Regions from separate parts of the Homo sapiens genome. Here region 2 is linked to region 1. The links are chromatin loops, found by intact Hi-C in ENCODE. Cell type or tissue: chondrocyte. All regions are shown on one strand.

The links. Peaks named below come from ENCODE experiments on the same cell type or tissue, not always from the same donor. Only the 100,000 strongest peaks of a DNase experiment are listed, where the experiment ranks them.
Region 2: it touches region 1 in a loop (5-fold over the local background); 15 of 110 quality-filtered maps call a loop at or near these places.

What each region holds. Positions count from the first base shown.
Region 1 is chr12:130,911,754-130,919,753 of GRCh38, reverse strand. No RefSeq gene overlaps it. Among named protein-coding and RNA genes, the nearest start is that of ADGRD1, 38 kb to the left of the region's middle. In chondrocyte, a CTCF peak has its summit at 3,377; no DNase peak of the experiment used is centred here.
Region 2 is chr12:131,840,038-131,848,037 of GRCh38, reverse strand. MMP17 (matrix metallopeptidase 17) reads right to left here. Exons shown (of 10, transcript NM_016155.7): 4 at 7,182-7,465; 5 at 6,238-6,414; 6 at 3,957-4,041; 7 at 2,838-2,920; 8 at 2,589-2,741. Among named protein-coding and RNA genes, the nearest start is that of MMP17, 16 kb to the right of the region's middle. In chondrocyte, no CTCF peak of the experiment used is centred here; DNase peaks (open chromatin) are centred at 3,956, 6,387, 7,423, 7,718 and 1 weaker place.

The DNA of each region.
Region 1 (8,000 bases):
ATGATTTCAACATAGGGAAATATGACTTCAACATGGGGGAATATGATTTCAACATGGGGAAATATGATTTCAACATGGGGAAATATGATTTCAACATGGGGAAATATGATTTAAACATAGGGAAATATGATTTCAACATGAGGGAATGTGATTTCAATGTGAGGAAATATGATTTAAACATGGGGAAGTATGATTTCATCATGGAATATGATTTCAGCATGAGGGAATATGATTTAAACATGGGGAAATATGATTTCAACATGAGGGAATATGATTTAAACATGGGGAAATATGACTTCAACCTGGGGGAATATGATTTCAACATGGGGAAATATGATTTCAACATGGAGAAATATGATTTAAACATAGGGAAATATGATTTCAACATGAGGGAATGTGATTTCAACGTGAGGAAATATGATTTAAACATGGGGAAGTATGATTTCATCATGGAATATGATTTCAGCATAAGGGAATATGATTTAAATATGGGGAAATATGATTTCAACATGGGGAAGTAGATTTCAACATGAGGGAATATGATTTCAACATGGAGAAATATAACTTCAACATGAGGAAATATTTAAACATGGGGAAATATGATTTAAACATGGGGGAATATGATTTCAACATGGGGGAATATGATTTCAACATGAGGGAATATGATTTCAAATAGAGAAATATGATTTTGACATGGAGGAACATGAGTTTTAGGTGCTAAGTATGAGCAACAGAGACGTTAGACCGGCAGACCCTTTGGAAATGGGCTGGCCCTCGATGCTCTGAGGTCATGGGGAAATCTTAGCCTCAACCAAAACAAACAAAAGAAAATAAAAGAAAACCACTCTTCTCGTGCCCTGGTTCAAACAGTTCCCTTTACAATTCTAAGCTGATGGCAGCATTGAGTAGCCGCACCTGACAGCTACTTTCTCCCCTTCTTCAAGGCCTGTTTGCCACCAGCTCCCTTCTCTGAGTGCAGAAAGCCTGTGAGGCTCACAGAGGCGAGGGCCGCCAGCCCGATGCCTGCAAGGTGGGGTGAAACCATAGGCACTCCATAAACTTGGCCACCTGGCCCCCAAACCACCTGCCACCCCTGGAGTCGACGGCTCCTCCTGCACCACCTCATAGCTAATGAAGGATGCAATCACGTTGGCCGTCTGGCAAATCTACATGTCTGCCAGGGCCCCGCCACAGGGCGCGGTGGGAATTAATACTGGGAGGTTGTGCCACGTTCCTGACGAGTGCAACGCGGGTCAGGGAGGGGTGACCTTTCCCTCTCCAGATGCCGTTCTCGCCTAGACACCAGCCACCCTGAAGGAACTGAAACAGGACCCCTGAAGTGAGCAGGCGCGTGTGGGCCGCTGTTAGCGCACAGCTTCTATCGAGACATCTAGAATATGTCTAGATGTCTAGAATATGTCTAGATGCAGAACTATCAATTCTAGAATTCCACGACGAAATCTTTCTCAAGGTTCAGACTCCGAGCCTCAGCGTTCTGCTCTGCTGCCCCCCTCGTGGAGATGGGTGTCTACTGAGCTCGCGGAGCAGGTGGGTGTCACCTGCGCTAACAGGTACTTAGTAAGGGGGTCCGTTCGTCAAATGGAAACACGCCACCCTTATCGTGAAAAGGGGAGCCGTCAGTCCCCACTTTCCCCTGATATCCACTATCTTTACCATCATCTAATGACGGAGGATGACCCGGTGTCCTAGCGGGATTACCAGGATCCCACCAACGCTAGCCTCACCTCCAGATACTCCACGCTCACCCAGCGTGTGCCCACCATGTTCCAACCACACAGACCAGCCGGGTCCTCCAAAAGCCCGCATCCCTCCTGCCTCAGAGGCTTTGCACACACGCCCCCTTTCCCTGGAATATGATCCACCCCACCCCACCTGTGGCTCTCTTGGCCAATGAACCCCGGTTCTTCCTTGAACCTCAGCACTTCCCCGACTTCTGAAGCTCACAGCCCCCGTTAGACACGTTCACAGCTGCCCGCTGCGCTTCCTCGCTGACAGCATTTAAAAGTTAGGAATTACCAGTCTCTGTGCTTGTCTCCCAAACTAAAATAATAAGCCTCAACAGGAGAGGTACCAAGCTGAGTCTGACTCACCCTTTGTCTCCAGCCGCTAGTGCAAGTCAGGCCTCCCGCACAGGGCTGCCCAATTTTCTTGAGTGAAGAGATGAGATGAATCCTGCAGGTGGTAAACAGGGTGGAGGTAGGCTACTGCCTTCTGTGGAAGTGCCTTCCTCGAGCTACGTACTGCACAGCACCCTAATACCGACGCGTGGTTCAAGAACCACTAGCCTCAGTGTCGGCCGGGAGCCGGTTAGAAAAACACAGAGTGCCAGGGCACCCCAAATTTCTCATGAAAGTTTGAGAGGTGCTGCACAGTGAAACTGAGGAAAGCATGCATGGACGAACAAAAACCTGTGGCTTTTGTCTCAGAGTCCCTTTGCTAAAATCTTGCCGATTGCCTCTTTCCAAGCATCAAGACCTGATATCCTCTGAAATCTCAGAAATCTCTAAAGCGATGATATTTGACAGACTTATGTGGCCTTACGAACCACCTGGATACCTCAAAGGACTTTTCCAGCTTAAATTGATTTATCTGATGCCCCCACAATTGACAGAGCTACTGCAGCTGGCGTCACGACGTTAAGAGCTGCCACAAAGTCTCCCTGTTTTCTTGAGTGTTTACGTTATACCTTCAATGATTGACCTTCCAGAGACACGATTTCACTGAGGCTTAGAACATTGAATTATTTCAAGACACAGCTCCACACACACGTATTAGTTCCCCTAAAAACCTGGATATTAGGTGCATCTGAACTACCCTAGGTATTCAGTGGCACAGCGTCTGCCTCGGCTTAAAATATGACTTCCCAATAACGTTGTTATTTCTACGATTCCTTTGCTGGCTGTGCATGCAGATATCTGCGGTTTCATGTGCCTCTTTGCAAAGGCAATCAGCCCAAGCAGCCGAGCGTAAACGCATTTCTAGTCGTCTGTGCTGCTCAGGGCGTCTCAGAAGACACACCAGTCTTTCCTCCCCTAAGTTGTAATGCTCTGAAGCACTTAAGGATTTCATTAGCAATGAACTAATCGCTGTTCTGCAAGACCTGAAAAGAAAATTAAAATGTGACCCAGAAAAGGACACCGTCCTTTGGTACTGCTTAGGCAGCCGAATCTCTCTTGTTCCAAACGACACCTGCTTGATGTGGCTTTTCTTCCGTAATAAGTTACAAATCCGTACTGCGATCATTAATCATGAGAGCCTCATCCACGTCCCCTTTTTGAGAAGGTGAGCTGGAGGGGTGATTACCGCGGACCATTTGAACAAAGGCGCGTAAGAGTGTGGCCACAGCGTGGAGCGTGAGCGTCCCCATGTGTCGCGAAGGGGAATTTATTCCATGAATGTCGCAATCGCCAATTGCACAGCGATTCTGAGAGGCGGCAGCCCGGCCGGGTCCTGCGTGCCGGGGATGCGGAGGTGCATTAGACAGTCAGGCGCCCTACCCCATAGCACATATTTCAGCTGGACAGCAAATATCTGTGTGCCCCACAAACAAGTCCCAGAGGACAGGGACCTCTTGCTTGGTTTACCAAGAATCACTGAGCGTCTAGAAAGGGTTTGGCACAGGTGACCAATAAATATGTATCGAATGAACAAATACAAATAAAAAGACAATTACGCATTTTGGGCAAGGCATGTTGGCTCACACCTGTAATCCCGGCGCCGTGGGAGGCCAAGGTCGTCTTGAGACCAGGAGTTTGAAACCAGCCTAGGCAACATAGTAAGACCCCATCTCTACAAAAAATTAAAAAATAAAAATTAACCAAGCATGGTGGCACGTGCCCGTAGTCCCGGTTACTCAGGAGGCTGAAGCAGGAGGATGGTTTGAGCTCAGGAGGTCGAGACTGTAGTGAGCTATGATCACACCACTGCACTCCAGCCTGGGTGACAGAGCAAGACCCCATTTCAAAAATTAAAAAAGAAGGAAATTATGCATTTTAAAAATGTGGTTGCATGGGCCGGGCGCGGTGGCTCACGCCTGTAATCCCAGCACTTTGGGAGGCCGAGGCGGGCGGATCACGAGGTGAGGAAATCGTGACCATCCTGGCTAACACGGTGAAACCCCGTCTCTACTAAAAACATGCAAAAAAAGTAGCTGGGCGCGGTGGCGGCGGCCTGTAATCCCAGCTACTCGGGAGGCTGAGGCAGGAGAATGGCGTGAACCCAGGAGGCGGAGCTTGCAGTGAGCCGAGATCGAGCCTCTGCACTCCAGCCTGGGCCACTGAGGGAGACTCTGCCTCAAAAAAAAAAAAAAAAAAAAAAAAAAAAAAAAAGTGGTTGCATGTTTTTCTTCTTGAGTTTGAAGAGTTCTGGTATATTCTGGATACAAGTCCTGTATCAGATATGTGACTTTCAAGTATTTTTGCCCATTCTGGGATATACATACATTTTCATTCTCTTAGCATCATTTGAAGAGAAGAAATTCTTGATTTTGATAAAGTACAATTTATAATCTTTTTTTATTTATAGATCATACTTGTGTCATATCTAGGAATTATTTACCTCACCCAAGATAACAAAGATTTTCTCCTATGTTGTCTTCCTGAATTTTAGCAGTTTTAGGTGTTACAGCTAATTCTATTACCTTTTTTGAGTTAATTTTATAGATGATACAAAATATTAATTGAGGCTTGCTTTTTCTGCCTATGGATGTCCAATTTCTACAGCATAATTTGTTGGAAAGATTATCTTTTCTCCGTTGAATTTCTTTTGCAGCTTTGCCAAAAATCAATTAACCATATGCCTATGAGTTCATTTCTGGACTCTCTACTCTGTTCCATTGATCTTTTTGCCTGTCTTTATGCCAATACCACACTGTCTTAATTATGATAACTTTGTAGTAATTCTAAAGTCGGGTAATGTAAGTCTACCAACTGTACTGATCTTTTTCTAAGTTGTTTTGGTTCTTCTAGGTCCTTTGTACTACCATTTAAATTTTATAATCGCCATGTCAATTTCTTCAAAATCTGCTGAGATTTTTATTGGAATGGCATTGAATTGATAGATCAATTTGGGGAGAATTGACATCATAATAATACTGAAACTTTCAGACCAAGAGCACAGTCTATGGCCCATTCATTTAGACCTTCTTTCTCTTAGTAGTGGGTTGTAGTGCAGTGTCCTTTACATCTTTTGTGTCTACATCATTTTTATGCCTTTGTAAGTTATATTTCTATTTCAATTTCTGCTTGTTCATTATGATTACAGAAATTCAATACATGTTGTATATAGATTTTATATCCTTTTTTTTTTTTTTTTTTGAGACAGAGTCTTGCTCTGTCACCCAGGCTGGAATGCAGTGGTGCGATCTCAGCTCACTGCAACTTCTGCCTCCTGGGTTCCAATGATTCTCCTGCCTCAGCCTCCCCAGTATCTAGGATTACAGGTGCATGCCACCATACCCAGCTACTTTTTTGTATTTTAGCAGAGATAGGGTTTCACTGTGTTACCCAGGCTGGCCTTGAACTCCTGAGCTCAGGCAATCTGCCCACCTCGGCCTCCCAAAGTGCTGGGATTACAGGTGTGATCCACCGTGCCTGGCCCACTTTTCAATTATAGCAGCTTTTTTGTAGATCATATAGAATTTTCTACATATACAATATACCATCTGCAAATAAATAATGCCTTTACACTTTCCTTCCCAATCCAGTTCCCTTTTATTTCTTTTTCTTGCCTTATTGCAAGAGCAATTGCACATTGCACTGCACCTCCAGACAACATCGAGTAGACACAATGAGAACAGGCACTCACCCGTGCCTTGCCCTGATCATAGGAGAAAGTCTTTTTAGCTGCTTAAGTATAAATATATATTAACTGTAAATTTTCCATAGATTTCTTTCATTATGATGGGGAAGCTACCTTCTAATTATAGTTTGCAGACAGTTTTAATCAGAAATGGATGTTGAAGTCTGTCAAATGCTCACTAGGCTTCTATTGAGATGATCGTGTAATGTAGCTCCTGATATGTTTAATTATATTGATTAATTTTTAAATGTCAAGTTAATCTTACATTTCTGGGGTAATGCCTACTTGCTCATGATGTATTATCCTTTATATATATGTTAATTTGGATTTGCTAATATTTTAAGAATTTTACTCAAATATTGATGTTCAGTGCTATAACTTTCCCTCTAAGAATGTAATGCTATAAATTTCCCCCTAAAGCCACTTTAACTCATCTCATAAGTTTTGACATGCTGTGTTTTCATTCTCATTTACTTCAAAATGCTAATTTTTCTTTTGGTTCCTTTTTTGACTTATGGGTAGACATGTGTTATTGAGTTTCCAAATACTTAGAGATTTTGCTGAGTTTTTTTTATTGATTTCCAATTTTTCCAACTTTTTATTCCACATGACCAAAAAATATATTTTGTAAAAAAAAAAAAAAAAAAAAAAAAAAAAAAAAAAAAAAGGGGCCAGGTGCGGTGGCTCACAACTGTAATCCCAGCACTTTGGGAGGCCAAGGAGGGCGGATCACAAGGTCAGGAGTTTGAGACCCAGCCTGGCCGATATGGTGAAACCCTGTCTCTACTAAAAATACAAAAATTAGCCGGGCGTGGTTGCGGGCGCCTGTACTCCCAGCTACTTGGGATGCTGAGGCAAAATTGCTTGAACCCAGGAGGTGGGGGTTGCAGTGAGCCAAGAGCACACCACTGCTCTCCAGCCTGGGCAACGGAGAGAGACTCTGTCTCAAAAAAAAAAAAATATATATATATATATATATATATATATATATGTATATATATATGTATATATATATGTATATATATGTATATATATATGTATATATGTATATGTATATATATATGTATATATGTATGTGTATATATATATGTATATATGTATGTGTATATATATATGTATATATGTATGTGTATATATATGTGTATATGTATGTGTATATATATGTGTATATGTATGTGTATATATATATGTGTATATATATATGTATATATATATGTGTATGTATTTATGTATTTTGTGTGACTTGAAGTCTTTTAAATTTACTGGGACTTTTCTTATGGCCAGAATATGGTTTTCCTTGGTAAGCGTTCTGTGCGCACTTGAAAAGAACGTGTATTCTACCATTGTTGAGTAGATCGTTTTAAAAGTGTCAACTTGGATGATGATGTTCATGTTGTTCATGATGATGTTCATCTTTACTGAGTATTTGTCCACTTGGTCTATCAGTTGTTGAGTGAGGGTGTTAAAATCTCTGACAATATTTGTAGTTTTTCTACTTCTTGCACATCTATCAGTTTTTGCTGTGCATATTTTGATGCTCTTTTATTAGGTGCATGAATGTTTATGATAATTAAGATTTCTTGATGAATTTATCCCCTTTATAATTTTGTAATGATCCTCTTAATTCCTGGTTTTTCTGCTACAAAGTCTACTATCTCTAATGTTAATATAGTCAATAAGCTTCCTTGCTATTAGTATTAGCATACTGTAACTTTTTCTATTCTTTTACTTTTAACTTACTTGAGCCTTTAAATTTGAAGTGAGTTTCCTGTAGGCAGCATACTAGATTGTCCAATTTGGCATCTCTTTCTTTCAATTTGAGGTATTTATACCATTTACATTTAATGTGATTACTGGTATGGTTAGATCTAAATCTATTATCTTGCCATTTATTTTCTATTTATCCTATCTATTCTTTGTTCCTTCTTCTTTTTCTGCCTTCTATTAGATTAAATGTTTTAAATGATTCTATTGTATTTCCATGCTTTGCTTATTGGCTATAATTCTTTACTGTATTATTTTAGTAGCTGCATTAGAATGTACCACATTCATCTTACACCTACTGCACTCCACCTTGAGGTAACATTACATCACTTCATGTATGGTATAAAAGCCTTATAAAAATACACTTCCATTTCTCCCTTATTGGCCTTTGTACTATTACCATTATACATTTCACC
Region 2 (8,000 bases), 930 kb before region 1:
TGGAGACTGGAAAGGGCTGTGATGTCTGTAAATAGGGGGAGGGATTAAGGAGATGATGGGAGGACCAATGGGCCCTGCCCTGCTATGGCTGAGCAGGAACCAGGACAGATGCGCCTGGTAGGGAACCAGGCAGGGGCAGGCGACACAGGGGACAGAGGGGGAGCAGGGGTGAGACGGCCTGTGGCAAGAGACCCACATGTTCTCAAGTCTCTCCTGGCAGGTGACCAACCCCTCACACCCAGAAATGGGGCTTTATGGTAGCGAAACCTGCAGACACACCTCATCCAGGTGACCACAGCGAACATCACCAGGCAGGGCGGCTCGGGGCTCAGAACACCTGCCCTCGGTGGCATTCCTGCCAGATGTGCAAAACCAGAACCTGATCTGGAGGAGATGCCAGACGGGTCCACCTGGGGGAAGCGGCCTGAACACTTCTAATGTGTGCAAGGCAGGGGAGCCGCACGTGATGGGATCCTGCTCGGGGAGGCTCTACAGGGCACCCTGGGGCCTTTGGCAAGGTGGCCTAGGGGAGGTTAGGAGCAATTGGTCATGAGGTTTGCAAGTAATTTTCTTTTTTCTTTTTTAGTCCAGGTACTGTCTTTGGGGATTTTTTTTTTTTTTTTTTGAGACGGAGTCTCGCTCTGTCACCCAGGCTGGAGTCCAGTGGTGTGATCTCACCTCACTGCAAACTCCGCCTCCCAGGTTCACGCCATTCTCCTGCCTCAGCCTCCCGAGTAGCTGGAACAACAGGTGCCCGCCACCACGCCCGGCAAATTTTTTGTATTTTGTAGTAGAGACGGGGTTTCACCGTGTTAACCAGGATGGTCTCGATTTCCTGACCTTGTAATCTGCCCGCCTCGGCCTCCCAAAATGCTGGGATTGCAGGCGTGAGCCACTGCGCGTGACATTTTGGTTTTTTTTTTTTTTTAGACAAGGTCTTGCTCTGTCGCCCAGGCTGGAGTGCAGTGCACGATCATGGTGCAGTGCAGCCTTGACCTTCTGGCTCAGGTGGTCCTCCTGCCTCAGCCTCCCAGGTAGCTGCAGCCTCTGTCCCTTCAGGAGGGATCAGGCCTCCGGGAACAGTCACCGGAGGGCTCCCAGGTGATGGGGGTGACGGAGTCAAATGCTGAGGGCCGGGCAGGCGATGGAGTTACAGGAAGTGGTTCCCCTGACAGACACGCAGAACACCCTTTACCTCGGCAAGGAAACGGGGTCCCGCCCGTGACTGTGGGAGTGGCTGCCACATTGGATTGAATGACGTCCTCCAAACTCACATCCACCCAGAATCTCAGGACGTGACCTTACTTGGAAAGAGGGTCTTTGCAGATGTGTTAGTTAAGATGAGTTAAGATGGGATTAGGCAGGCCGGGTGCAGTGGCTCACATCTGTAATCTTGGCACTTTGGGACACCAAGGCGGGTGGATCACCTGAAGTCAGGAGTTCGAGACCAGCCTGGCCAACGTGGTGAAACCCTGTCTCCACTAAAAATACAAAAATTAGCCAGGAGTGGTGGCGGGCACCTTGTAATCCCAGCTACTAGGGAGGCTGAGGCAGGAGAATTGCAACCTGGGAGGTGAAGGTTGCAGTGAGCTGAGATCACACCATTGCATTCCAGCCTGGGCAACAGAGTGAGACTTTGTCTCAGAAAAACAAAAAACAAAAAACAAAAAACAAACAGGACTAGGGGACCTGAATCAAGGCCCGGCTTCCTTATAAGAGAAGATGCGGAGATGGGGGAGGAGACGGCCGGGTGGAGACAGAGGCGGTGGCAGGAGGGATGTGGCTGAGGGTGACACTGGATGTGGGAGAGGCCTGGGACAGCCTCCAGAGGGGACCCACCCTGCCTAGCCCTTGATTTCGGACTCGTGGCCTCCAGACTGTGAGGGAAACTCCGGGTGTTTCAGCCCAGCATGGGGGTCTCTGTCCTGCAGCCCTGCCACCCCCACCTGCCCCTGCTACTGTCTCCCTTTCCTGCCCTTCCCGGAGACTTGGAGGCAAAAGGAGTGCTTCCTGTAACACTGCCACGAGGTGGTTCCTGGAACGGTGGGCACCGGGGCCGACCAGGGAGAGGCAGGCCGGCCCTAGCAGCCACGGCCCCTCACGCTTCTGTCCCGAGCCTCCTCCAGGCCCCTGGTACTCCAGCTGCAGCCCCTTTGATGTTTTTGGGACTCGGCAGGGCTGCTCCTGCCTCGCACGGCCGTTCCCCGGGCTGGAACACTGTTCCCTAGTTTCTGCTTGTACAGCATCTCCCTAAGGAGACCTCTCCCCATTGTCCTTCATTTCTGACCACACCGAACGGCACTGGCATCAGCTCCTCCTGACTTGCGGGTGGACTGTGGCCTGACTAGAACGAGGGCAGGGCTTTCCATCGTTTTGCCCTCTGTGTGCCTACAGCGGCTGCCTCAGGACGGGGCATACAGTAGGTGCTCAGAGTGCATCTGCTGAGTGCACAAGCAAACCAGCTGCTCTGTGCTCGACCAGCCTCTGGGCAGACGTAGGGCTTACACGCAGGCTGGACCCTCTCCGTCCCTCCATGAGGCGGACAGAGGGCCCGGGAAGCCCGGAGTGCGACGGGGAGGCCCACCCACCTTTAAAGAAGACGATCTTGTGGTCGCTGGTGCGCTCGTACACGGCGTCCACGCTGTCCAGGTGCAGCGGCAGGCCCCGCCAGAAGCGGTGCATCTGTGCCGGCTGCAGGGACACCAGGTGCCGGTCCCGCGTCAGCCGCCAGAAGTACTTGCCTGGGGGCACAGAGGGGAGGGCCGGGCTGCAGAGACGGTCTGCACCCAGAGTGGGCCATGGCCCTCAGCCAACCGCCACGGGAACCCTGGAGGTACCTTTGAAGAAGAAAGCTTCACCCCGGATCTGGGCCACCGCGTCAAAGTGAGTGCTGCATCTGTGGGGCACGTCCTTCCTGGGCCTGCAGGGAGAGAGCCAGGTGGGCTGGGAGGCGGGGCCTGGGCAGCGCGGGACAGGGCATCCTGCGGCAGAGCCCCTGACCTGAGCGGCATGGGACAGGCATCCTTGTGTGGAGCCCCTATCCTTGCCTAGAGGTCTGCTAAAGGCAAATTAAAACGGGGGTGCCTGTCCACCGCTTCAGCGGGCGGGGGCCGAGATCTACGCTCTGAGCATACAGAGCGCCAGGGAGCTGCGGGGAGGGCAGGAGCTCAGGGGTGGAGACTGGTGTAGCACCCTGGGCCTGGCTGGGTGCCAAACACCCACGCCACGGGACCCCACGCCACGGGACCCCAAGCCCGGGCCTAGAATTCGGTCCTACAAGAAGCGTGTTCACAGCGACGTGGCTGTAGCGACAGAAGGTCAGGGACAAGGTGCATGTCCACCGAGAGACGACTCGACACAGAGCGTGGCTCCTTCGCAGCTTTAACCGGGAGGGTTACACGTACGGTCCTGTGACATCTGGGGCTGGGTGGCACAAGGTCACAGCTTCTACCGGCCTCTGGCAATACCAGCTCTCAAGACAACTTCACTGGGAATCCAGTTGCTGTGGGAGGGTCATGCCTCGTGGAGCAGCCCCAGTGGCCGTCCCAGTTGGGCCCAGCCCTGGCACCAGATGTGGGCCCCGGCAGTGAACATCCCTCCCGCTGGGGGCACAGGCCAGACACTCGCAGGCCCTGCCTGACTTCCTGATGCTGGGAATCCATGAGCTTGATGAAACATTCCTCAAGCTGGGCTGCTTGTCACATGGCAGTAGCTGACAGGGACGAGGGGGAGAGGAAACCTTGTCTGAAGTTCTCATTTCTGTGCAGGACCCCTGGCAGGGGAGGGCCGGTATTAGATGGGGTTTAAGAAAAGACAAAATGTCACTGGGGGCTCAGTCGGCCACACAGCTGTGCGTTTCCCAGGACTCTGAGCCACGATTTGGGGCAAATGTTGCGTGGGACAGGGATGAGGACAGACAGACCCCAGCGGGTGGTGACCGTGGGCCCAGGGCTTACGGGGCGCTGGACCGGTTGTCTGGGGGCTCCGGCAGCAGGGGAGGCTCCTCGGGCTGCGCCGTGGGAGACACAGACTCCCGCACACCTGCGGGAGACAAGGAGGAGGACGGCCTCAAACCCCCGACGCCCGCCTCCCCCCACATCCCACCAGCCCTTCTGAATCCCAGGGATGAAACCGAGGCCACTCAGCAGACAGGCTCTGTGGGGGCGCAGCTGCGATCAGCGAGACTGCTGCCCCCAGAGCTGACGTCGAGGTGGGAGTCAGACCCCTCGCCGAGTTAAACACTCAGTGTGTGAGCACTGCCCTGCAATTCCACCCCGGGGTACACCCTAAAGAGCTGAAGACAGGCGTTCCCACAGGAGCTCGTACACCAGCCTTCACAGCACTGTTCACCGCAGCCAACAGGGGTGACAACCCAGTGCCTGCTATAGGCTGCATGATGACAAAACTATTCAGCCATGAGAATAAATCCAGGTCAAATCCATGCTACCATGGGGTGAACCTGGAACACGCTATGCTCAGTGGAAGAAGCCGGGCCGGGCACAGTGGTTCGTGCCTGTATTCCCAGCACTTTCAGAGGCCAGGGCAAGAGAATTGCTTGAGCCCAGGAGTTTGAGACCAGCCTGGGCAACATGGTGAGACCCCATTTCTACAAAAAAATCTAAAAATTAGCCAGGTGTGATAGTGCATGCCTGTAGTCCCAGCTGTTCAGGAGGCTGAGTCAGGAGGATCACTTGAGCCCAGGAGTTTTGAGACAAGCCTGGGCCACATAGTGAGACCCCCATCTCTAAAAAAAAAAAAAAAAAAAAAAAAGAGGCCAGGTGCGGTGGCTCACGCCTATAATCCCAGCACTTTGGGAGGCCGAGGTGGGTGGATCACGAGGTCAGAAGATCGAGACCATCCTGGCTAACAGTGAAACCCCGTCTCTACTAAAAAAAAAATACAAAAAATTAGCCGGGCGTGGTGGCGGTCACCTGTAGTCCCAGCTACTCGGAAGGCTGAGGTCGCAGCGAGCCGAGATCGCGCCACTGCGCTCCAGCCTGGGTGACAGAGTGAGACTCCATCTCAAAAAAAAAGAGCCAGACACAAAAGGTTGCATGGCTGCATTAGAGGCCCATCTATGAAGAAAGGAGGTCAGGGGTTGCCAGGGGCTGGGGGGATGGGATGGGCGTCGGGTCTCCTTCGGTGGTAGTGGGTGATGAAAAAGTTCTGGAACCAGATAGAGGTGGCATCCACACAACCTTGTGAATGTCCTGAACGCATAGAAGTACACACCTTGAAATTGTGAATTTCTTTCTTTTTTTTTTTTTGAGGCAGTCTCACTCTGCCACCCAGGCTGGAGTGCAGTGGTGCGATCTCAGCTCACTGCAACCTCTGCCTCCCGGGTTCAAGTGATTCTCCTGCCTCAGCCTCCTGAGTAGCTGGGATTACAGGCACCTGCTACCATATCCGGCTAATTTTGTATTTTTAGTAGAGACAGGGTTTCACCATGTTGGCCAGGCTGGTCTCAAACTCCTGACCTCAAGTGATCCACCCGCCTCAGCCTCCCAAAGTGCCGGGATTACAGGTATGAGCCACTGCATCCGGCCAAAAAAGTGAATTGCATGGGATGTGAATTTTACTACAGTGGAAACGATGCATGGATGTCAGAGCATGTGAAGCGGCAAGGACGATGCTGAGGCCGGGAGGGTCCGGGCGGCAGGGGCAGCACTACTGCAGGGTGTGGTGGGCGGTGTGGAGGGCAGCTGGGGCTGGGTATAAGTGAGGTGACCGCGTCGGCCTCTGATGCACGTGTGCTGTCTCCCCGGGGCACCAGCTCCCAGGACAGGGGCTCTGCCTCACTTCCTGATGTGAACCCAGCAGAGGGGTCCCTGGTGCCTGACTTGGCTACTCTTGGGTTTCCCAGGCAATCTACATACCTCTGGGTGCCTCAGTTTTCTCATCTGTAAAGTGGGGACAGTAGTCCTACCTTATATGGCCACAAAGATCAGATGATTTAAGACGTGCAATGTGATTTGCACAGGCCTGGGACGCCATCAACCCTGCCTGTCGTAACTCCACCAGTGTCTGGGGCGCAGAGGTGGAATTCTGATCTAGGGGCTCTGGGGACGTCAGGGGTGGGCTCTGTGGACAGGCCAGAGCGTCCCAGCTGGCACGGCACCATCCGTGGAGGGAACAGCGGGGAGAGCAAACCCTCCCGGGGGGGCTCTGCTCAGGGGTGCCTGGGGTTTCTGACCCCTCTTCCAGGGGCCCTGTGTCTGGCTTCGGGGAGACACTCACCGTACAGCTGCCAGACGCGCACCTTGTCCTCGTAGGGGAGCCCGTAGCGCAGCGGGTCACCCACCGGGCCCTGGTAGTACGGCCGCATGATGGAGTGTGCAGCGGCCACATGGCTTAACCCAATGGCGTGGCCAAACTCGTGGACAGCCACTGCAAACAGGTCCATCCCGTGGGCATCTGGGGACACAGGGAGCCATGTGAACTAAGGGCAAGAAGGGCCCTGTCCCCGCGGGGAGGGACCAGCAGGCCCCCACCATGCTCTGGGGTGACCATGGGGATGCCTCGATGCCGGCTGCGCCAGAGGGATTCTGCAGGGTTACTGGGAATTAACGCGATTCCCCTGGGGGCTCTGTGGGGCCTGCTGGGCTTCCCAGGCCTGGGGTCTTTGTACCATTCATGGAGCGGCTGATAACCTTTTCTGCATAAGGCCACACAGATAACACCTTGTGCCTGGGGCCTGGGTTACATGGGGCCAGGTGTCGGTCGGATGACCTGAGGCCCAATGCTGTGGGCACTGACCCCTGGCCCCACAAGACGGGCCTGGGCTCCCAGGACTGCATGGTTCCCAAGGCTACAGTCCAGAGGTCAGAACAGCCTCTGCAGAGCTGAGACTTCTGCAGACAACGGGACTTAGCGGGAGTGACACTGAGCCGGGGCCACAGAGGCCTCGCAGGCCTCCTGCTCTGTCAGGTGCTGAGAACGTGATGAGGACAAGCTCGGCTCAGCCAGCGGTGTCCCTGCCCGACAGGCCAGCACCCAGCGAGGTCAGCCGGGCCGAGCACAGATGCTGTGAGATCGGCCTAGTGGGAAATGCCCAGCCGTGCTCAGGAGCAGCCGCGTGTGTTTTCAGCCGCAGGGTTGGGGATGGGGGGGCCATGGCTGCTCCTCAGCCTCACAGGCCGCTGGGGCTCCTGACTCTGCCCTGAGGGCTGCCCCAGACGCACCCGAGGAGCGGAAGGTCCAGGCCTCGTCATCGTCAAAGTGGGTGTCCCCGGCGGTGTGGTGGTGGCCGGGGAAGAAGGCGTGGGCCACGGTGCCGCCGGGGCCGTCGAAGGGGTAGCCGTCGTTATGGTCGGCCTTGGAGAAGTCGATCTGGATGTCGGCGGCGCTGCCCGCCACCTCGTGGAAGTTCAGGGGCGCAATGTCGCTCCAGACCTTGAGGGCGTAGTACATGAGTGCACGCACCGTGTCGTGCCCCAGTGGTGAGTCCCGTGGGAACGTCCGGACCCTGCAGGCAGGGGTCAGCCCAGAGTGAGTCACGGAGAACAGGCCACGTGCCCCAGGCCGAGGTTCCCTGAACGCCCCTCCTCAGCCCGGGGGTGCCCCTATGAGGGTCTCCCCCATCTTCCGCCTTCCTCCCCACGCCAGGAGTCATCCGATGCACTCACGGCGGTTCCAGTAGTTCACTGGGATAGATGACGGAGGGAGGGAAATGAGAGCCCAGGCAGGCTGAGACCCCCAGGCCACAGGCAAACGTCAGCTCCCGCGTGGAGCCATCAGCCCCAGGGCCCTCAACGGTGCGTCCCGTCTGCCCCATCCCCCTGCTCCCCACTGAAGGGGCTCTCTCGGTTCACCAGCCCTCACACTAGCCAGGGCCCATCTGAGATAGTTTTGACTCCGGGGGACAGCAGAAGGTGAGTGGGTCACATAGTGTCCCGCCAAATTCACGTCCATCCGGAACCTTAGAATATGACCTGGTTTGGAAATAGGGTTGGCTGGGTGTGGTGGCTCACACTTGTAACCCCAGCACTTTGGGAGGCCAG